2 separate regions of the Homo sapiens genome follow, and region 2 is linked to region 1. Evidence: chromatin loops called from intact Hi-C (ENCODE). Cell type or tissue: gastrocnemius medialis. All regions are shown on one strand. Each heading gives the region's core, and the rest is flanking DNA. Links, peaks and the distances in the headings are about the cores only.

Region 1 (11,966 bases), core at 2,033-10,032:
GGGGGTGCCGAATGGAGAGAACACGTCATTTCTTTGTTTGGCAAGAGAGAGGGAGATCTTGGGACATGCGGCTTGGAGTCCAGACAACTGGGTGGATAGTCATGGATAAGGAGCAGGCTTGTAGGATGGAGTTGATCTGTTAGCTTGGGGCTTGTTAAGCTTGAAGTACATGTGGAACACCCAGCTGGAGCAACAAAAATTCAGAACTGGCCCTCAAAAGAGATTTCTCATTAATATCTTAATTAGCCATTTACATCAAATATTATATTTACATATAATATTCAAACTCTTCCAAACCTGCTAGACACCCCCACTAGCTAAAGATCAAGTAAGCAGCTTGTTGCATGTTGTTTGATTTTCATAAGTCTCTGCACAGAAAGCAGAAAAAGACAAAGGCCAACATCAGGAAATCAGGATCAGAGACAAACACATGACTATGTCCAGGAGTAAACAGCTTTCTTTTTTCAGAAGTTTAAACCCACCAAAGACAACCCCTAACTTTCATACACTCAGTTAACAAGTATTTACTAGTCCATTCTCTGGGTTAGGCACACTAAGGATTAGAGACCTGGGGATGAGTAAGGAAAAGCCCCTGCCCTCAAAGAGCTTGGACTCAGTGAGGAAGGAAAGGTTATGTACTTAGGTAAGTGCAACCAGGTGTTCTGGGGGGGAACAGGATAAATGTCTAGGGGAGCTCGTAACAGGGGCTAGTCAATTTCATCTGACCAGAGGGTGGGAGATAGCAACAGACATCAAAGACTCTGGAGAGTTCTAAGTGGATGGGATGGACAAGAAAGAACATTCCACGCCGGATGTGGTGGCTCATGCCAGTAATCCCAGCACTTTGGGAGGCCAAGGCAGGAGGATCATTTGAGGCCAGGAGTTTGAGACCAGCCTGGGAAACACAGCAGGACTTTGTCTCTACTAAAAAAAAAAGAAATTTAAGATAAATTAGCCAGATGTGGTACACATACCTGTAGTCCCAGCTACTCAGGAGTCTGAGGTGGGAGAATTGCTTAGACCCAGGAGGTTGAGGCTGCAGTGAGCCGTGTTTGTGCCACTGCACCCCAGTCTGGGCAACAGAGTGAGACCCTGTTTCAATAATAATTAATGAATTAAGAACATTTCAGATATAATACACAGCTTGAGCCAGGGCTAGTCAAAGATGTGAACCAGCCTACTGCATTAGTGTTTTGGAAGGGCTGACACTTAGGGGCAGGAGGAGGGAGGGAAAAGGACCAGGGGAAGGAAAGAACAAGGTAATGCAGGGTTCAGAGCACACAGTGCTTTAAACACCATGTGCAGGAATAAGAAATGTGTCCACGGTTTCCCTTCTCTGAAACATTTTGTGTAGGAGGTCCCAAAGGCCTGTCTCTCCCTGATTAAGGAGGAACAAGGTACCTCCTAAAGAACCCTGAATAATTACCTAAAAATAGATAAACAATTTTAATCTCCTTTATGTCATACTTATGATTAAAGTCTTAAAAATCCTGTGCTTGGTGTTTCCGGTTTCAATGTGTGGTCACACACCTTACCTCATGTAGTCTTCATGGCATTCAGGAAGCAGGTGTTACCAAATTTTGTTTGACAGATGAGACACTGAGATTTAGGAGTCCCTAACAAACATTTCTTGACGTAAAAATGAAAGCTGTCTTTTAAAAAGCTTTAAAGATTAGTGTGATAATGTTTAACTGAGTAGGTGTGTGTTCTTCTCAGGAGTGAGAAAAGTGTGTTTGGCTGCCAGATGGCTTTTGGAGACTTGTGTTGGTTAGGCCAGCAAAAATGCCCTCCAATCTGTGGACCAGCTGCACCAGCTGCACCCAGGAGCTTCTTAATAATGTAGAGTGTGAGTCTCCCCCTCCAGAGGTTTTCAGATTTGGTAGGTCAGGGGTGAGAATCTGGAAGGAATATCGTTAAAAAGCTCCTCAGGTAATTCTGATGCACGGCCAGGTGGAAGATTGGTCAATTGCCTCTTTTGGTTGCAAGGATAATTTGAGGCCCTGATGATAAAAATGTGGTCTGCAAGCCACCTGTCTCAGCATCACTCAGATGCAGTTTCCTGGACCTCGCCCTACCAAATTAGACCTACCAAATTAGAAATCTCCAGAGGTGGGCATATTTTAAACAAACTCCCAAGATCCATTTGTTCATTTATTTACAAATATTTCTTCAGGTCTAGGTATGTGATAAACACCATTCCAGGAACTGGGATATAAAGGCAAATGAGGCCAACAATGTCTCTCCCCTAAAGACACTTGAATTTTGACCCAGCTCTTTGAATGCTGGAGTTTGAGAACCACTATCTTAAAATAATACAGGGATTCAACCAAAGTTCCTATTGGGACTGCCTCAGTTATCCATTGCTGGTAACAAAACACTGCTAAAACTTAGTGGCTGAAAATGACAATGATTTTTCCCGTCCTCATGATGCAATGTGTTGGCTGGTTGATTCTCCTACAGGTCTGCTCTGGGTTCGACTGAGATAAACCTGGCCTGGCTGGGCCCCTCTCCATGAAGTTGTTCATCTCAGGCTTCTTAGGGCATGGTGGTTTCAGGTTTCCAAGAGGGCCAACCCCAATATGCCAATGCCTATCACATATCTGCCTGTCCTATGACAAACATGGCAGGTAGATATTTGATAGGCATTGGCACACTGGCAAAACGAAGTCCTATGGCCATGCTCAGCCTCAGCATGAAAGGGGAATTCACAGGAGTGTAGACACCAGAGAGTCACTTCTTTGGGGATCACTGCATTCTGTCAAAGTTACTGTGGCTGCCCCTTGAACCTGGCATCTCTTTGTGTATCTTCTCACTTCCCCACTGTTCTCTAGTTTAAACTCCTAGGTGAAGGAATCCAATTGGTCTTGCTAAGCACGTCCATGGCTCACAGTCACCCCTACTCATGGGGATTTTAGGACTCAGCAGGATTGCAAGCAGAGCTGGTGTAAAGGAGATGAGAAGGACACTAGGGGTATCTTAAGCACCATGGCTGAACCTCCCATAGGATAGTCATAAAATTCCCATGGTCAGTGCTTTAATCACCTTGATATAAAAATATGCCCCTAAATATTTTATGTATTTGTTGCTGGGAGCAAAGTTAAAGTTTTGTGTTTGATATTGATTACATGGATTTTTTTAATGTTTCTTTTTGATTTTTGGAATAACACATATATGTTGTAGAAGTTTTAAAAATACAAAAACGAAAATTAAAATCACTAGTCATAGCATTATCTAGAAAAACCTTTTAGCACATTTGCTTTCACATTTTTGCTCATAAATGTGTTCTTCTTTACAGAATTAGGCCAGCAATACAGCTTTCTGTCTTACACTCTTTGAATGCTGGAGTTTGAGAACCACTATCTTAAAATAATGCAGTGATTCAACAGGAGTTGAATCACTAGCATTATCACTAGTGCTAGCATTTTCCCACGTGATTACAATCTCCTCGTAAAATAATTTTGAGTTATATAACAATCAGTGAGACATACTATTTCATAATCATACAGTTGCTTGTTTCATATATATATATATATATATATATATATATATTTTTTTTTTTTTTTTTTTAAGACAAAGTTTCGCTCTTGTTGCCCAGGCTGGAGTGCAATGGCGCAATCTCGGCTCAATGCAACCTCTGCCTCCGGGGTTCAAGGGATTCTCCTGCCTCAGCCTCCTGAGTAGCTGGAATTACAGGCATGCACCACCACACCTGGCTAATTTTGTAGTTTTAGTAGAGACAGGGTTTCTCCATGTTGGTCAGGCTGGTCTCGAATTCCCGACCTCAGGTGATCTGCCCGCCTTGGCCTCCCAAAGTGCTAGGATTACAAGTGTGAGCCACCACGCCCAGCTGTTACATATTTTTTGGCAATTATCAGCAGTGCTATAATGACTCATTTCTGTTCATAAGCCTTTATCTGCATTTGGATTTTTCCATTGAATAGATGGGGTTCATATCTTTTCTTTATATAGCACAGTTTTTAAGATTACTTCAATGTTTCCTAATAAATAGCTAAAGAGATATTTTCCCTCCTGAATGGGACCAACACTTCCCTCTGCTGCATATGCCATATGGCTTTGCAGAATGGGTCTATTTCCTTTTGCTCCATTTCCTCTTGTTTGACAGGCCTTGTCTATCCCCATTTCCTTGTGGGTACAAAAGAGAGCCGGGCTGGGTTACGTTTTCAGTGACTTTACCAGAACTACAGACAGAGCTGTACATGTTCCCACGGTCACCTCTTTATCCAAACCATGGAAAACTGCCCTTTTTTTTTTTCCTTTCCATAACTGGCACAAGCTGTGTTTGGGTCAGGAACCCAACATCAACTACAAAGACTGACCTCCACCCAGGGAACTTGAGAAGAAGCTAGATAACACTGTTGGGAAATTATTCCCTCATGTGAATTGGCATTTGAATATGTGCTAGTATTATGCACATTTTTAAAATATCACTGAACTAAATGTAATGGAAAATAATACACTGGCCTTAGTAAGTCAAGGAACTTGGCCTGACGGGCATATCAATAAGGCAACCCAATGTCAACTAATTCACTCACTCATCACACTCTCAGTAAGTGCTAGATTCTATCCAGGAGCCCAGCATAAGAAAAGATGTTAGACAGTTAACAGTTGGAGTAGCAGACTTAAACAACTGTATATAATGTGTTAAAGTGAGAATCTAGTAGATAATGCAGAGGGAGAGGCCCCTGAGCCTATCTAGGTAATCAAAGAAAGCTGGTTACTGCAGATTGCGCAGGATTGAGAGAAATATGAAGGTTGCCTCAATGCATTTACCCTACAGTGTGAGAATAAAATACTGTCACAGAGGCTGACAACACTGGGGCAGCTTCCCATGATTGATACTGCACTATATACAATTCTAGATTGCAATGAAATCAAAACCATGAGACACTAAGAGGGTTTTAGCTTCCCTTTATTTCCTGATAATTTCAATGAGGGATTTTACAGACTTTTTAATTCTTCTGCTCAAATATGGAGGTCATAGGCCCCAGAGCTGGTTTGGAATTAGCTCACTCAGCAATACAGGTGGACAACAAAAGAATGTGCCCTTCACCTGTAGATCTTCCTTTAAAAATAAATAGAGATGGGGTCTCACTATGTTACCCAGGCTAGTCTCAAACTCCTGGCCTCAAGCAATCCTCCCACCTCGACCTCCCAAAGCACTGGGATTACAGGCATGAGCCACTGCCCACCTGCAGACCTTCTAACACAACTAGATGACTCTTGGGTGTGGAGGTTGGTGGGTGGGGGGGGGACATCCTGACTTACTTGTTACACATAGGCAAGAAATTTAGAGTGCACAGTGATATCCAATCACAGATTAGTTATACCTTATTTGGGACACTGCTGGACACATCTTTCTACATCTATCTATATCTCTTTTCTATCTACTGATTGATTATTAAGCTAGCAAGAAAAATTCTGGAAGGACTTTGACAAAGAACCTTTAGATACAACATCACCCTTCTTGCTCACTGCAGAAAAGCAAGCAATTTTTTTGTAAGGGGCACATAGCCCTTCACATATCTTGCTTAGACATAATAGTCACAGCCTAAATGGCTTCAGGAAGATCTTTCTGAAAGGGGCACACACATTGATAACTCAATGCAAGTCAAAATGTGATGAGAAGCATAAAAGAAAACAGAACAGGCCAGGCGCGGTGGCTCAAGCCTGTAATCCCAGCACTTTGGGAGGCCGAGGCAGGCAGATCACAAGGTCAGGAGATTGAGACCATCCTGGCTAACACGGTGAAACCCCATCTCTACTAAAAATACAAAAAATTAGCCAGGCATAGTGGCAGGCGCCTGTAGTCCCAGCTACTTGGGACGCTGAGGCAGGAGAATGGCATGAACCCGGGAGGCAGAGCTTGCAGTGAGCCAAGATCGCGCCGCTGCACTCCAGCCTGGGTGACAGAGCGAAACGCCATCTCAAAAAAAAAAAAAAGAGAGAGAGAAACAGATCAAATACTCTCTGGTGCAGGGATTAGAGAGCTCATAGCCAGTGGAGATAATCGGGGAAGAGGCAGTTTCTGAGATGGACCTTAACCAGGATTTCAACAGGCAGAGACAGTCGAATGTGTTGTTTCGGGAGGTTGATATAGGTGACCTTCATTTTTCAAGGGGAAGCAAGAAAGAGGTTTGTGCCTGTGCTTGGGCTGGGATGACCAAGGCTGGACAGGGGGTGACATTCAGGACCCAACTGAGAGACACCCAAGAAGGTGAAAAATGGGGAAATAGTAATGTTTTCTGATATGATAGCTGGAGAACTTCATAGGGATGAAGAAGAGTGTTATGGATGGAGGCCTCAGTGGCTGCTGCATAAAGTGAGTCCCGGAGCACTGCTTGGGCATCTCAGCAGGAAGTCCTATGACCCTTATCAATCTGCACCCCTTATGTGAAGACGATGTGCCTTAGGAACTCTGCTGTCCCTGGCTGAACACAGATTCCTTTAACTTCACATGTGACTCATGTTTACAAAGGCATCGCTGGACAGTCCGTTTGGACTGTGATGCAATGACTGTGTGTACCATGGAAAAAATGAGAAAGACATCCTAGCAGGACGCCAGGGCGCAGTTGAGGAAATCCTGTGGTGTGTCATCCGTGCAACACTAGAAGCACCAGATCACTGGGCAGGCTGAATAGCATCCCCCGTTCTTAAAATGTCACCAGGAATTCGGAGCACAGTGTTCTCCTGGGCCCAGGACAGGTTTCCAGTTTCTCGGCAATGAAATGGTAAGCCAAGCAAGAATAGGTTTTCAGATAACTGTCTTTTCATGGATGTGACTTCCAGCAGAGGGCTGACCAGTTGGAATTCTCCATCTCACTTCTCTGGCCATTCTGTTACCACCTGTATCAGGGAGGCATCATTCCTGATCCCTGGGTCACCAAAACCATTTTTCCTTTTCTTTTATCCTTATCCAAAAGCTCTCTTCTGTTCCATCCCTCAGCCACATGAATTTCCAGTAGTAGTGAGAGTTCTTGACCTCCAGCTGTTTCCTTCAAGCAAGGTATGGATTGTTGTGCCCTGGTCGTAGAGCCTTGGCTTGTTAAGAAACCTGGGCTTTGCACTTGGTCAGCAAAATTTGGAGGCAGCCAAGATGGAAAACAAAACAATTCTGAAAAAATATTAGGCATGCTTCATTACTTTTTTCCAAATGAGAATGTTTTTATTTAAAATAGGTTATACATCACATGGTAGAAAATTCAGACTGGGCACTGTGGCTCATGCCTATAATCCCAGCACTTTGGGAAGCCAAGACGGGAGGAATGCCTGAGCTCAGGAGTTTGACACCAGCCTGGGCAAAAAGGCAAAACCCCATCTCTACCAAAAATACAAAAATCAGCCAAGTCTTGTGGCATGCACCTGTAGTCCCAGCTACTTGGAAGGCTGGGGTGGGAGGATTGCTTAAGCCTGGGAGGTTGAAGCCACAGTGAGCTGAGAATGTACCTCTGCACTCCTGCCTGGGTGACAGAGATAGACCCTGTCGCAAAAAAAAAAAAAGAAAGAAAGAAAGAAAAGAAAGAGAGAGAGAGGAAGGAAGGAAGGAAAGGAGGGAGGAAGGGAGGAAAGGAGGGAGGGAGGAAGGAAGGAAAGAAGGAAGGAAGGAAAGAAGGTAGGTAGGAAAGAAGGAAGGAAGGGGAGAGAAATGAAAGAAAGAAAAATAAAGGAAGAAAATTCAGAAGGTACAAAAAGGTTTATGTAAACTTCCATCCCTCCTCTGCCCCACTCATACAGTTCCTCTTCGGGAGGGGATGACCTTTCCAGTTTCAGTTTTGTGTGTATCCTGCATACTTTGATGTGTTTATTTTAAGGTCCACTGCTCTTAGCAAACATCACCACTACTATCCCTATTACTGCTGCCTTTCCAGTCACATGGTTAGCTTGCTTCTGGTCCCAGGAGAGCATGGTGGATGACATCAGAGACCCAAGGTCAAGAGCAGAGAGCCTGAGAGCTGAGGGTCCGTATATGTGGTTGGGGCATGCCCTTTCTTCATCTCTTCTTCCCCTCTCCTTCTACCCCTTTCTATGGGCACCTCCTTTAAGAAGCTGATGTTCTGGGCCGGGCGCAGTGGCTCATGCCTGTAATCCCAGCACTTTGGGAGGCTGAGGCAGGCGGATCACGAGGTCAGGAGATCGAGACCATCCTGGCTAACACGGTGAAACCCTGTCTCTACTAAAAAAATACAAAAAATTAGCCGGGCATAGCGGCAGGCTCCTGTAGTCCCAGCTACTCGGGAGGCTGAGGCAGAAGAATGGCATGAACCCGGGAGGCAGAGCTTGCAGTGAGCCGAGATCACGCCACTGCACTCAAGCCTGGGCCACAGAGCGAGATTCTGTCTCAAAAAAAAAAAAAAGAAGTTGATGTTCTGATCCTCAGTTCCATCCATCCAAGCATCAGTAATACCTAGAAGACCATTAGTAAAATTTCCCATCCTTTAGTTTATTACTCAGACTATGTTCTTGGTGTACGTATATTGGAGGTCATAGGACAGAAGTTAATAAAACTTTGGTGTACAAAAGATTCTTATAGGCTGGGTGCAGTGGCTCACGCCTGTAATCCCAACACTTTGGGAGGCCAAGGCAGTAGGATTGTTTGAGCCCAGGAGTTTGAGACCAGCCTGGCCAAAATAGCAAGACCTCATCTAAACAAAGACACAAACAAAAAAAATTAGCCAGGTGTGGTGGCATGCGCCTCTAGTCCCAGCTACTCCAGAGGCTGAGGCAGGAAGATCACTTGAGCCCAGGAAGTGGAAGCTGCAGTGAACCATGGACACATCACTATACTCCAGTCTGGGTGACAGAGCAAGACTCTATACCAAAATAATTACTATAGTAAATTATAAAATGCAGGTTCTTGGGTGCCACACCCAGAGATTCAGAAGGTTCATGGCTCAGGTCAGGAGTCTGGTTTTCCACACAGACTTCTTCCCCCATGGTGACCTGGTGGCTGTGATCTACATGGCTCCTGGATCACACTTCCAGAAACACTGCCTTCACTATTATTACTGACTCTCCTCCCTAGAATCCTCTATTAGGGATTACTGAGTATTTCCTTCATCACTGCTGGTTTTTCAAAGCCATGACCACTGTATGACTATTCTACATTACCTAGGTGTTTTCCTCTCTCTTTGTTTTCAGTATATGAACTTTGAGGCTGTGGTTGAGAGACTTCTGACAAACCCATTTTCCCTGGGTTTTGTAAGATGACACCACCCCTTTCAGGGAAGGCGATTGTTTCGGTCAGCTGCAGTTCAGGACGCCATCTTCCACTCTCTGCATGTCTCATCGTCTCAGCTTCTGTTGATGGAAGCATCCTCAATGATCTGAGTTTCCAGAGAAGGATCTTAAAGTCCCTACACTTACGTTTCTGTTTTCCCATGTGGTAGCAAATCCACATGGTGGTTCACAGGTCCATTACAGTATGGTCCTCTGTCAGTTTTACAGTGTGGACACCCAAAGAGTGTTTTTCAAACTCCCTCCATCCTTGAGGGTTCCCACAAGTGTCCTTGAAGGTCTGGGAATCATCTGAGTTTATTGTTTAATGTCATCTTTCCATCTCTATGATAATATTAAAAATATATGCATAATCTGGACTGTCTGGCTGACCCCCTTATAGCGGAGGGCTGCTATATAATTTTGGTTCCCTTATTTGAATCTGTGTTTACCACCAAACTGGCATCAACTGACCACCCCAAGGGAAAGAATTTACTTTTTGATGAGCTGACAAGCACATCTGGCAGCCATGAGGTTGGCTTGGCTCCCTGTCCAGCTGAGACTGAAAGGCTGTCCTTCTTGGGACTAGAGGATGAAGGGAGGGCCCTACGGGTCTGGTGCCTGATACCTCTCTGACTCCATCTCCTGCAGCTTTCTCCCTTGCTCACCAGCTTCTTTAATCTAGAGAGGCTCCCTCAAGGGCCTTGGTATCACCCATCCTATTCTCTCTGACCAGAAGATTCTTCCCCCAGATACCCGCAAGAATAACACTCTCATCTCCTTCAGGTCTTTGCTTAAGTGTTTGCTTAAGAGATTACGTTTCTCAATCCTATTTAAAATTACAACTCTCTGCCCCCATCCCTCTCCCTACTATACTTACCCTGCTCTTTTTACAATTCATTTATTTATGATGTTTATTGTTCCTTGTACCTTGCTCTATTAGACCGTATGCTCCATGAGAGCAGGGATATTTTTGTTTTGTTCACAGATGTCTCCCAAGCACTTAGAGTAGTGCCTGATACATAGTAGGGTATATAATAAATATTTAATGAATGAATCTACCAATGTCTAATTGACAACAATCCCTTCATCACTGCTCTTGTACTCAAATTTATCAGTTTTACAGACAAAATCCCTCTTTTACAGTGATAATTTGCAGAGGAAAGACTTTTTTTTTTTTTTGAGATGGAGTCTCACTCTGTTGCCCAGGCTGGAGCGCAGTTAGTGGTGCAATCTTGGCTCACTGCAACCTCTGCCTCCAGGGTTCCAGCGATTCTCCTGCCTCAGCCTCCCAAGTGGCTGGGATTACAGGCATGTGCCACCACACCTGGCTAATTTTTGTATTTTTTTTAAGTAGAGACAGGGTTTCACTATGCTGTCCAGGCTGTTCTCAAACTCCTGACCTCAGGTGATCTGCCTGCTTCGGACTCCCAAAGTGCTGGGATTACAAGCATGAGCCACCTTGCCCAGCCGAGAAAGACATTTTTCAATGGATAAAACATTAGGCTGAAATGTTTGTGTTTCTCAAAGTGAGATTCATCGAGTCCAGGAGCCTTAGAACACAGGCTCAGGGGATGAAGTGTCCTGAATTTGACTAACGCTTCTCTAGCATGCTCCTGGCTGACCACCTTCTCGCTCCTGAGCCAGAAATAAACATCTTGCTGTCATTCACCATGCCTGGTGACTCTTTGTCGGTAGGCAGGGTGGGCTTCACCCTCCATGAAAGGAGCCTCTCACTTTTTTTTGAGCAATTCTGGAGTAGTCATTTTCCCTCTCTTTACATCATTTTCTTTAGCTTGCCAACTTTTGAATTTGTTTCATTTTTCCAGATTATGAAAGAAACATACATAAGATTTAGAGAACTATAAAGACATACAAAAAATAGACACCCAAAGACTTGAAATTCTCCTAATTTGTAAAAGATAACTTCTGTAGCCTGCCTCTCTGCACATAAATGCAATAGTCAGACACACCACCAATAATATTTTGGTGCAGTTTTTCTAGTTTTTGTTCTATGTGTATGCATTAAATTGAAATACAGGAAGTTACCGATGTTCAACCATTTTGACCCATAAAATGGCAATTTCATATTTATTTATTTGAGACAGAGTCTTGCTGTTGTCCAGGTTGGAGTGCAGTGGCACAACTAGGACTCACTGCAGCCTCAACCGCCCTGACTCAAGTGATCCTCCCACCTCAGTCTCCCAAGTAGCTGGGACCACACATGGGTGCCACCACATCCAGCTAATTTTTTTCTTATTTGTAGAGACAGGGTCTCACTACATTGCCCAGACTGGTCTCAAACTCCTGTCCTCAAGCAATCCTCCCACCTCAGCCTCGCACAGTGCAGGGATTACAGGTGGGAGCCACTGCACCCTGCCTGGCAATTTATAGTTCAACCTACTGAATTCCCACATACCATACCATGTGTATTTTACATCATATTCTTTTCATGTCATTCTAACAGCACCACTTGCCCATGTATTTATGGATTCTCGGGCTCTTCATAAGCTTGCATTAACAGCACAAATAATTGATGAGCATTAGCATCTCAGCTCAGAGCACTGCTTTGTAAATCACTGGAGCAGTACAAGTAGGGCAGACTTCCCAAGTCTTGATGCGAATGACAATCCTCAGTGATTCTTCCAGGAAACTCTTCCTATAAATTCCCTTAACCAATTGCCTGCATACAGTGCCTGGCACCTGATTTTCTGCCCCAATGGCAGCTTCTGGGA
Region 2 (11,966 bases), core at 2,341-10,340, 82 kb after region 1:
ATGGAGTATTATATAATAATATATATAATATTAATGAGTTAGTAATATAATACTCTATTGTTATATAATATACCCTATATTATATAATAGAATAATATATATTACACATAAATATATAATTATATATAACAAAATTATCGTTATTAATAGCAGTAATTCTTATTGCATGCTTACTGTGTCCAAGTCCTATTACTGTGTATTTTCTTTGATTTATCTCCTTTAAACTCCAAATAGGCACTATATAGGTTATTATCCCCAGTTTCACGGAGGAGGAAACAGAGGTACAAAGAAGTTAAGTAAGAACCTGTCCAGAGTGACACAGCTAATAATCAGAGTAGTTGAAACTCACATCAGAGTCTAGCTCCAGAGCCTGGACTTTTGTTTCAACACTAAAAGTGGTATTTGTAGGAAAACGCTTAAGTAGCATACATACTTAATAGACGCTGTTCAGTTAAGTTTCAATATATCTATTTTCCAAAACCAAAAAATGTGACGACAGCCCTGTTCAATTTGACACTGAAATCAGTGTAACAGATAGCAGGATCTTCTCTCCATCTTTCATTCACCTCATCTCTTTTAGAAGCCCCTCAGAGGAAGCAAGAAACTCCAGCCTGCTTGGTGGGCTGGGGCGTGCCCAGGCAGCTCTCTGGCCCACTCAGGACTAAGATCAGGCTAAGCAGAGGGCACAATGGGCATACGGCTCATTTTTCTGCACCCAGCCCCTCCAGATGCCGGGGGCTTCCTCCAGGTGCCACAGGCCTAAAGCCCCTTGGGTCCAGCCTAACTGTGACCAAACCTCCTAAGGGCCCACAGACAAGGGCTGGACCCTCACATTGTGGAGAAGATGTGGGTCCCACAAGGTCACTGCAGGAGAGAGAAGTGGGAGACTTGGTCAGGAGAAGCAGGTTTGTGAACAGAAGCCTTTTTGGCAGAGCCTGCAGGGACTCTCCAACCCCCAGGCTCACCCACAGTCCTGCTGAAGCCTCCCTCACCCTTCAACATCAAGATGGCTCCTGTCGAGGCCTGGCCCCTGCCTCCAGTGTAAACCTCAGAGACCAGCGGGGAGACCAGCACCAGATGGTGACCCCAGGGTGACAAGGGAGGTGCATGGGCAAGTGCCCAGGAGGGGCAGGACATAAGAAGGGCCCTAAGCATGCAGGGTAAGGCACTCACCAGGATCTGAACACCAGCTGAGCTTTGGCCCAAGGAAAATTCTAGAGAAGTGGCAGGGTGTATAGGTCCAGAGACAAGAGAGAACCCAGCTAGTGAGTCAGGAGGAGTGGGACAGGCCAGGCTGGAGCTGGCCATGGGCATGAGGAGCAGCAGGAGAGGGGCCAGGTCATGGAGGGCTTCACGGGCCATAGGAGCCTATAGGCTCAGTTCTTAGTGCTCTTGTGAGACTCTAGGCATTCCTGCATGCAGTGCTCACAGTTACAGTGATTTACTTCCATGCATCATTCTTTATGTGGTTCCTGTCTCCCTCACTGGATTATAAGCCTCTGGATGGCAGTGGCTCCATGTCCTCTTCCCTCTGTCCCCAGGGCCTGGCATAGAACTTTGTACATCCTAGGCTCTCAGTGCATTTTTTTTTTCTTATAAATGAGTGAAGGGCAGTAGGGAGCCCCGCTGAGGCCCCAAGCCTGGAAACGACAAGAGTTCATGTCTGTGCATAATCAGATTTGACAGCTCAGGGAGAGAGCTGTCAGGTGGGGAAATTGGGGTCAGCCTGGGAAGGCGATGCTGAGCTGGAGCCCTAGGAACCACAGGAGGCCTGCCAGGCCCTCCTACCCCTGTATATGAAGCCAGGGGTGGGGGGAGTAAGAGGTCCACAGATACCCATGGGCCAAACAAGGCAAGGTAAGAACTCAAAAGGGGAGTTGATTCTCCTGACTCGTTCTGCAGAACAGGAATTTTTGCATCTGCCAGTTGGCACAGGAGAATCGTGAGGAGACTCCCCCGACTTCAGGGAGATGGCAGAGCAGTAACACACACTAGGAAGAGTATCTCCAGAAGGGGTGAGCCCAGACACTCTTCTCATCCTTAGACTATTAACCTGTAGTCACCCCAAAAAATTTACTTCACAGTTACATCTACCAACAGATCGTTGAAAATAGATGTGTATTAGGTAATATCTAATATGTAATAGAGGTATATTGCTGATCCATCTGGGGGATGTCCCATGAATAGTTCAAGTTTCGTTTTACCTACACAGCCTCTCCATTCTAGAATGTTCTACCAAGGTCTTTGTATGATCCTAGAGAATAGTAAAATTCCTTCATTTCCCCAAAGTATTTCAGAAGTAAAGATTCCAGCAGAGAAATATGCACCCTTTGTATGGATTACAGAAGTTTTGCATAAATGAATGATAGTCAGCCCTTGGTGTACTTGGGGGATTGGTTCCAAGACCACTTGTAGTTACCGAAATCTACACAGACTTGTCACACAGTTGGCTCCGCAAAACTCGTGTATTTGAAAAGCCAGCCCTTTGTATATGTGGGTTTCGCATCCTGCAAATACTGTTTTCCATCCATGTTTGGTTAAAAAGAATCCCCCAGATAGTGGACCCCACATAGTTCAAACCTTTGTTAATCAAGGGTCAACTGTAAATTTATTTTAAAAGTTATGTTTTTAATTAAAGGAACAAGCATTGCAGGCCTACTGTGTGACAAGGTAGGGACTTGACATTCCTACTCTGCTTGAATCCTCACAAGGCCGCTCTCTGAGAAGGGCAGTGTTTTCACCACTGTTGGGAAGACTTCATAGTGGAGAGCTTAGGAGCACAGGCTTCAGAGTCAGCTGAGACCGGGGTGCAGGTCCTGGCTCCAGGAATTTCTAGTTGAATGATCTTGAGCACTTTGGTGATGTCTCTGAGCCTCAGTTTCCTCATCTGAAAACTGGGTATAACAATATGTACTTTTCAGGATTGTTGCAGGGCTTCGTTGAGGGGATGTTTATAAAGCTCTTAGTAGCAGCCTAGTATCTAAAAAATGTTCAGTTAATGGTGACTAAATTCTGTTATCTTGCAAATGTTAAGTAGGCTACTTGACACGTGGCTGTTAAGTAATGGAGCTGGGGTTCGGACCAGGTCTGTCCTCTTTCAGCTGCTCCATGCTGCTCTCAGCTGTCTTCCCCATGTATATACCAGCTCACGCAGAGCTGCAGTGCCACAAAAGCAGCTTATAGCAAAGAGAGCGCATGGCCTATGTTTCTTGTTATTTAAAAGCTACATCATAATCCAGTGGCCCTTACGCAGTGCTCAGCTTCAGTCAGCTACTTGGTATTAGCCTGCGGCAGTGGGGCTGCCATCATTTCTACAGAGAAGTAAACTCTAGGCAGCCAAGAGCCCCCACTCATCAGGATCATGGAGTAAAGGACATGCATTGAGAGGCATCAGCTTCAACCTGGCCGATCCCTGATGTGCTTTGTTTGTGTTTTGTTTTATTTTTTGAAGGGTGAACATTCTCAAAATTTCTTTCAAAAGGAAAAAGTTCTTCATACATCAGCGACAGAAACAGGTGAGTAGTTATGTCTTTGCTTGCTTTGTTTCGTGCATATGTATGTGTGTGGTTAGAGACAGGGTCTCGCTATGTTGCCCAAACTGAGCTCAGGGGATCCTCCTGCCTCAGCCTCCCAAGTAGCTGGGACTAGAAACATGCACCACTTTGCCCCATTTCTTGTGTTTTTAAGTTACTTCAGCTTTTAGTTCTTTAAGGGTTGAAGGCTGTTTGCTATGTATGTATCAGGGAAGAAAGAGCATGCCATTGTGGAGCCAGAGTCTGGAGGATCCAGTGATTGTCTGTATAATTCTGCTTAGCTGGTTGGAGGATTAACTTGCTTTGGAGTCAGAGACAGTGGTTTCAGATCCTGGCTCTTCCACTTACCAGCTAGCCAGGTTACTTAACGTTCCCTAGCCCAAGTTACCTTGTTTCCAGAAATTCTATAATGCCCACTTCTTAGGGAATTGTGAAGATTAAATAAAAGAGGATTGGTCAAAGCACTTGGCAGAGAGCCCACCACAAAGTAACAGTGAATGTCAGCAAGGTCAGTTCCCTCCCATGATGTGTTGAAACTGCACGATGGCTTGGTAGGTGTATATATCTCATAAGCAAAGTCCATAGCACTGTGATAACTCCATTTGCTCATCCATACAGAGATGTAGAACTTAGAGGAGAGGAAACTGAGGCTCCCACAGCTAGTGAGTCAGGGGAGCTGGAATTTTAACCAGATCATTACGAATCCGAGACACCTGCTCTTTCCACAGCACTACACCCTTATCTTTTTATGCTGCATGATTTTCACTTACTGTCACTGTGTCAATTTCCCAATTTTTCAAAGGTAATATATGCTTAAAATGGCCTCACAGAGCCGTGAACTCTTAGGAATGAGGACACAAAAGCTCAGAGCAGCTAGGACTGGAATCTGGATCTCCTGACCCCTCAGTGCAAGATTCAGGGTGGCACAAAAATGTATAAGACGGCAATTTAACATGAAAACAGAAAACCTAAACTCATGCAGAATGCAGGCAAAGCAAATGATTAAAATGATTATTACATATGAGCACTGGATTCAACTCTGTGCTTTGTGGAAAGCAAATAGAGAAAAACCCAAAGGGTTATAAACTTGCTGTTGTCTGATAGATGAAAGAGTATTCCTTCAGGAGAGAGATGTTCCCAGAGTTAAAATTTAAAAGGAGTGTATCAGACGGTTTTTATCTGATTGCTCCAAATGTATCCAGCCTAGAAATGTAAATAGATTTGAAATAAAAGCATTCATGAAGAAGCGCAGATGATGATAAAGAATAGATTCTGGTCATCTCTATTACCATGTTCATAAAGACGGTTAACAAATCGTGCTCTTGAATATTCCGGTACACTGGTTTGTGGCCACGGCATTTTGAAACCAGTTTTCTGCTGTCTGTTGCATCTTACCTCATTTCACCAATGTGGGTTAAATGCTTACAAGTCCCTGCTCCTATGTCTGTGTGGGTGAAATCTTGACTGTTTTTCCTCCCAGGCTGAATCCAGGGAACATATTGTGGCCTTCAACATGCTGAATTACCGATCTTGCAAAAACTTGTGGAAATCCTGTGTTGAGCACCATACGTTCTTTCAGGCAAAGAAGCTACTACCTCAGGAAAAGAATGTTCTGTCTCAGTACTGGACTATGGGCTCTCGGAACACCAAAAAGTGAGTGTGCTGTAAAGACTGTGTCCACACTAGGCTGAGATGTAAATGCATCCTGGTCATCAGTGAATAGAGGACATTGTTAGGCAGAGGAGGAAACCCATAGCCCAGGGGCTCCAGGCATTGGATCTCTGAACCATAACTAAAAGTCTCCCGGGGTCAGCAGTGTCTAAGGGATATCTCATGTTCCCAGCATTTCTCTCCCCTCAACTCTGCTGAACTCAGCACTTCCAAGCAGTCAGAATGGCAGCTGTACCCTGCACCATGACATAATAAAGGAAATGGAGCCATGGTTCTGTGTGTCTCCTGGTGCCAGCATACTGGGCTATCCCAGTCTGATGCCACTATGCCAGCCTCTCCCACAGAACTTTAATTCCATAAGATGCTCTATAAAAATGAATGAAGGAATAGAAAAACATTTCCAGAGTCAAGTGACTTTGGGATATATTGCCTATAATAATTACAAAATAACAGTAGTAATCACAGTTGATAATTACTGAGCATTTACTTTGTGCTGGGCACATAATTATATTTGACTCTTACAACTCTCCTATGAGATAGGTACTATTAGCCACAGGAATGATATTCAAAATATTTAATGACTAGTACAGGAAAAGAAATGGATGTAAATTTATATATATTTATGTATAAATATATATAATATATAAATTTTTAAATTCTAATTTAGATTAAAATTTATTCTCTAAATAAAATGATGTACAGTAAAAGAAATGGATGTACATTGATATATATAATTCGTATATACATTTTAAAATTCTAATTAAGATAAATTTATTCTCTAAATGAAATAACCATGCAGTTTGTATTTTTGTTTTCTTTGTTCTAAGACTACCCTCTAAGTATAAGAGGTAGCATAAATTGTCAATTTATTCTTATAATTTCTTTTTTCTTTCTTTCTTTTCTTTTTTTTTTTTTTTTGAGATGGAGTCTTACTCTGTCACCCAGCCTGGAGTGTAGTGGTGCCATCTTGGCTCACTGCAACCTCCGCCTCCCAGGTTCAATCGATTCTCTTGCCTCAGCCTCCCGAGTAGCTAGGATTACAGGAGCACACCACCACGCCTGGCTAATTTTTGTATTTTTAGTAGAGACAGGGTTTCACCATGGTTGGCCAGCCTGGTCTCGAATTCCTGACCTCAGGTGATCCACCCACCTTGGCCTCCCAAAGTTCTGGGATTACAGGCATGAGCCACCGTGCCCAGCCTATTCTCTCTTTTTTGTTTTGTTTTGTTTTGAGACGAAGTCTCACTCTGTCGCCCAGGCTAGAGTGATCTCGGCTCACTGCAACCTCTGTCTCCTGGGTTCAAGTAATTCTCCTACCTCAGCCTCCCAAGTAGCTGGGATTACAGGTGCCCACCACCACGCCCAGCTGATTTTTGCATTTTTAGTAGAGACAGGGTTTCACCACATTGGGCAGGCTGCTCTCGAACTCCTGACCTCAGGTGATCTGCCTGCCTCGGCCTCCCAAAGTGTTGGGGTTACAGGCATGAGCCACCGTGCCAGGCCATATTTTCTAAATCATTTGTTGGTTTTTCAAAATTGTTTTCGTGATTTGTTGTTGATGTGGCTATTACTAACTAAATGAGACCCGTGTCTGAGCCATTATCTTTCTGATAGGTGGAACTGCATCAGACTGTTCCAGTTACTTTCCTAATACATTGATAATCATTAGGGAACTTGTAAACTGAATAAGTAGCTAATTTCTGTTAGTATCAGTGATACTATTTGTGGTGCTAAATGCTATCTCTCAGCTTCTGATGAACCAAGAGTGAATATATTAAGTTTTTAGCTCTTATAATACTGTTTAGTATTTGTATACATTCAGTAGATCTACTGTTGAGCAAGCCATGAAAATAACTTACTGGATTATATCATTGACTTAGGTTGGGCCTGATCCTCAGGCCAGATGAGAGAAGGAATGGGGAGGCAACTGAAACCATGCCCTCTGTTGCTGAGCTGCCTGGGTTCAAATCCTGCCTCTGTCACTTGAGCTTTAATTTGTTGCTTCTATTTCTTCATCTGCAAAGCTTTGTCATCTGCATGCATCCAATGCCAGCAGGGCTGGGTTCTGGTCTTGTATTGTGGCACAAGAAAATACCCCTATTTTGGTGACTGAAAGCAACACCCATTCTGTTATATCTCATGACTTTGTGAGTCAGGAATCCTAGAAGGGCTTGGCCAGAGGCCTCTTCTGCTCTGTGTGGTGTAGATAGGGATTTCTCAGTGAATGTGGCCAGAGGATCCAAGATAACTTCTCTTGCATACCTGGTGTCTTGATGGAATGGTTGGAAGGCTGGACTCACCTGGACTCCTTAGCATCCCCATCTGGATACTCCAGGAGGGTGGTTGAATTTCTTACATGGACACTCAGGGTTCCAGGAGCGAAAGGCAGAACCGTTCAGCCTTCTTAAGGGTGAGACCTGGCACTGGCACAGCGACTCTGTTGCTGAAAGCAGTCACAAGCCAACCCAGATGCAAGACTCAAAGAACTTGCAGTCATCTTTAATCTGCCACAGGGGATCATTTGGGTTGGGAGGATGGCTTGGGAGGACAAGTCAGCAGTTCTTTTACTACCTGTGCCAGCTTCAGCATACTGGTGAATTTCAAGTCTCATTACCTCCATTTTACAGATGAGGACACTGAGGCTTAGAAGGGTCACATGACTTGCCCAGCCCCTAGAGATACAGATACACATCTGCTTATTGGGCCTTCTGAAAGGTTCCACATAAAAAGAAATTTGTTGGGTTATTTTCCAAGCTTATGGGACAATGGAACACTTTTTTTTCAGAGAGTCCCTATTAATAACCCATGACACATTAAACCTTGGAGTTGGGCAGTTTGCTCCCCTTGTTTTGATCCTGTGCTCTTCATCACTGGCAGTGTGGTTTCTGATGTAGGCCTGCCTCAGAGGAAAGAGTCTCCCAGTGATGCTGTTGTGAGCATTTTGATCAGGGTGACAACAGCATTTCTTAATGTGAATTAGTACATGATGTGCTACAGGGCGATTCATATTGTTTATGTTCTTTTGTTTGTTCTTTGTTCTGTTTTGTTTTTGTTGGTTGGTTGATGTCATGTCACAAGGAAATGTGTAGAATGTTTTCATAAGACATTAAATCCTAGTTTAAAATTTAGAGATGCCAGAACCAAAGTTGTCACCCTTTAACAGGGTGACAGGCTTCATGCTCTATTCTCTCAAATAATTCATTCTCTGAGGGGTCTAGATAGCTAAGATTTAAATTCTCTAGGTATAAATAAAATTCAAAAGTAACCTTCAGGGTAGCACATTTCAAAGAACGTAGCCTGAAACTCTGTATAATTTTTTGTTTTTGGAGACAGAGTCTTACTGTGTTCCCCAGACTGGAGTGCAGTGGTGCGATCTTGGCTCGCTGCAACCTCTGTCTCGGGGATTCAGGGGGTTCTCATGCCTCAGCCTCCCAAGTAGCTGGAATTATAGGCATGCGCCACTATACCTGGCTAATTTTTTGTATTTTTAGTAGAGGTAGGGTTTTGCCATGTTGGCCAGGCTGGTCTTGAACTCCTGACCTCAAGTGATCCACCCGCCTCAGCCTCCCAAAATGCTGGGATTGCAGGCATGAGCCACTGTGCCCAGTTTGAAACTACTTTCTAAGCGCATTTTCAGATTCTCTCTCAAAGATTTACCAGTGATTTATAGTGACAGCTCCTGCCAGCTAGGATGATGAAGAGCACCTGAAAAAATGGTTAATATTTTTACTTAGGCCAGTGTGAATAAAATAAGAATTCCTTGAAATCACTGGAGCTGTATTTCTGTGTGATCCTGGAATTCCTTCTAATCTGGTTAGGTTTGGTTATATTCTGGAAACAGCTTTGTTGCTTGAGTAGTGAGGACAAGAAAGGATTTTCACCCGAAGAGAAGAAATCACATAAGGAAATTCCAGGACAGACAGGAATCGCTTTTGAGCTGTCTCCCTCTACTCCCCATAACCTTGGCATTAACCTGCCGTCCTTCAGACAAGAAGCATGTGTAGACTGTTTCACACATGCAGTAATTTCTTTCCTGTTGAACGTCAGTGTAGAAAGTGAACCTGCATCTGGTTTTTCAGGTCGGTAAATAACCAATATTGCAAAAAGGTGATTGGCGGGATGGTGTGGAACCCAGCCATGCGGAGATCCTTATCAGTGGAGCACTTAGAAACCAAGAGTCTGCCTTCTCGTTCCCCTCCCATTACTCCCAACTGGTATGTCCTCCTTTTTTTTTTTTTTGTACTACCCAACAGTAGACACTTTATCTCTTTTAAAAATAAAAACTCAACTTATAAACTCCTAAAGATAGATGACCTACAATTTGCATTTTAGGCTCTTGGCAGAAGTAACTGTTTTCATGAAGTACACAAGTCTAGCTAAATGTTTTCCATCGTGTATAATGCTGAGATGCTCTTTTTAAAAAAACTTATTCAATCTAAATAGTTTGGGAAACTCGAGCCTGCTGAAAGGCCTCCTTTGGAATCACAGCACACATTAGCATATTAAACACTCTGAGACGTCCAATAATAAAAAAGTACGGTTAGCTTTACTTAATTCATGTTTTCCATTAATATCCCACAAAATAAACTTTAGGGAAAACTAACGCAGGTACGTGATGTAAATGATGTAAGGATGTATGACCTTCAGCAGCAGAAGCAAATGCACATCAGTAAGTAGCAGGCCAACTTAAGAGGATGGACTCAGCTTAAAAAGAAATAGGTGGTCGTTTGGTAAAGTGAGAAGGGCACTGGGTTTGTAGCAGAAAGACCTAAACTCAGGTTTTGGCCCTTCTGTTAATTAACAAGTTTCTTTACCTCTGTAGCCTCAGTTTCCCCATATCTAAAAAGATGATAAAAACTACCGCAAATGAAATAATAATGTACAAGTACGTAGTAAGCTTTTAAAAGAGTCAGGTGGAATTATCATTATCTTATTATAATGGTCCTCAAAGACATCACACCATTTTTGTGAATACCTCCAAAAAGGCTAGGGGCCAGAGGGGAAACCTAGCAGGGAATCATTGCCCCCAGCTCCACACTGGAGTAAGAGTGCGTGGCTGTAAATACCTGATCCAGGATCTGCTAAGCCTAAGAGAAACTGGGAGACAGGCAGACAGAGGAGATGCTGTGCTGGGCCTGCTAGGGAAGGACCCCTTCACTGGGGGCCTAATGCTCTGGGAAGGGACAGTGATAGTATTTAGTGTTAGAAATCATGACGTAACTGAATAGATTTGCTTCTTGGTTTCCAACATTTAGATACCTCATTCTAAAGAGGTAAATTTATGCTATAACACAGCAGCTTAATTTATCTGAAAATCTCATCGGCAGCAATGCCAGGGGCCCAGAGAGCCCAGGACTGGATCCAGGGGAACAGCGGGGTTGGATGTTGCCACACTCGTGGCCCGGAGCTCCTGTGGCTATTTATAGGTCCTCTCCTGAGGAGTCACAAGAGCCTTTTTACTTCTGCTTTGGACACAGCATTATTGATTATCCAGGCCCAGGGGGATTGCAAATCATGGAGGCCCTGACAGTCCTGAGGAGAAATGGCTAACAAAGAAAGGGAAGATGGAAAAACTGTGAGGGAAAATAGAACTTAGAAAGCTTGGCAGCTTGGGATCCCCCGCTGCAGGAGCTGACGCCCAGGTGCCACACTGGATGCCCTGAGAACACGGCCTCATTGGATTCATTCTCAGGAGCAGGTAAGTACAGCCGAGGCCCAGAGAGGTGACGTGCCTTGCCCAAGGTCACATGCCTACTGCCACTGTTGGAGGACAGTCCAGTGTTTATATGCCCATCTAATGCATATAAACGTGTTTAATAAGGGATATATCTTAAAAAGCAAACATTTTCTCTTGGATCAAGTGAAATTCACATGAAGGGATGTCGTTGAAATAAGGTTGGAGTTTTGCTGAGAAATGTAGTTTGGCTTCTAACCCTTTTGTTTGCATTGTTCAAATTAATCAGAAAAATTATCTGAATAGCAGTCCATATGGCCTATTTATGTTTTGAGAGCTTGAGTCCTCCTGGAAGAATAACTTACCCTTAAGTCAATACCCGTCACTTCCCAAAGGGCATAAACCCATCTAATTCTGCCTGTTTATACAGCTGAGGCTACTGTTTTGGGAGCCACCACTTGACTGAGAGTGTTAGGGATTTGTGTCACCCTTGGTGCCTTCTGCTGGGGTAGTAATGAGTTAACCGGCTCTGAATGTCAGCCTCCGCCAAGGAAGGCATCCTTAGAAAGGTCAGGACACGAGGTTCACTGGTGTCTAATAAAATTTTTAAGTGGAATTTGCTTTGAACACTTTGCACTCAACGTTTTTCCCACCCAGGCGAAGTCCTCGGCTCCGGCACGAAATCCGAAAGCCACGCCACTCTTCTGCAGATAACCTTGCAAATGAAATGACCTACATCACGGAAACGGAAGATGTATTTTACACGTACAAGGGCTCTCTGGCCCCTCAAGACAGCGATTCTGAAGTTTCTCAGAACCGAAGCCCGCACCAAGAGTAAGAAACTCGTGTTGTTTTATTTCTGGGTATTTGCTTTTTGGCTGTTGCGGAATTTGCTCAGGTCCAGGTTGCCATTTGAGAGGAACCAAGAGCTGGTGCCTGCAGCCAGCTCCCACAGGTGCCTTCTGCCAGGATAAGAACATAAATCAGACTCTACCTTTTCACCCGGAAGACGGTCTATGTGCCTGGGGTCTAGAGCTTGTACTTCTTTTTGTCCACGACAAAGACTTCCTAGTCACTAAGTACTTGTT

The links. A loop is a pair of places that touch in the nucleus more often than their neighbours do. Peaks named below come from ENCODE experiments on the same cell type or tissue, not always from the same donor. Only the 100,000 strongest peaks of a DNase experiment are listed, where the experiment ranks them.
Region 2: it touches region 1 in a loop (5-fold over the local background); 3 of 110 quality-filtered maps call a loop at or near these places.

What each region holds. Positions count from the first base shown.
Region 1 is chr9:109,502,160-109,514,125 of GRCh38, reverse strand. It overlaps MIR3927 (microRNA 3927), which reads left to right and starts at 2,581; the gene lies at 2,581-2,651. It also overlaps a transcript of PTPN3 not described here. In gastrocnemius medialis, for the core only: a CTCF peak has its summit at 6,771 (motif pointing right); a DNase peak (open chromatin) is centred at 6,605; H3K27ac peaks cover 3,988 bases.
Region 2 is chr9:109,420,170-109,432,135 of GRCh38, reverse strand. PTPN3 (protein tyrosine phosphatase non-receptor type 3) reads left to right here. Exons shown (of 26, transcript NM_002829.4): 11 at 3,452-3,515; 12 at 5,014-5,186; 13 at 9,284-9,418; 14 at 11,536-11,712. Among named protein-coding and RNA genes, the nearest start is that of PTPN3, 72 kb to the left of the region's middle. RefSeq lists an enhancer at 898-1,399. In gastrocnemius medialis, for the core only: no CTCF peak of the experiment used is centred there; DNase peaks (open chromatin) are centred at 7,295, 7,685 and 8,065; H3K27ac peaks cover 5,603 bases.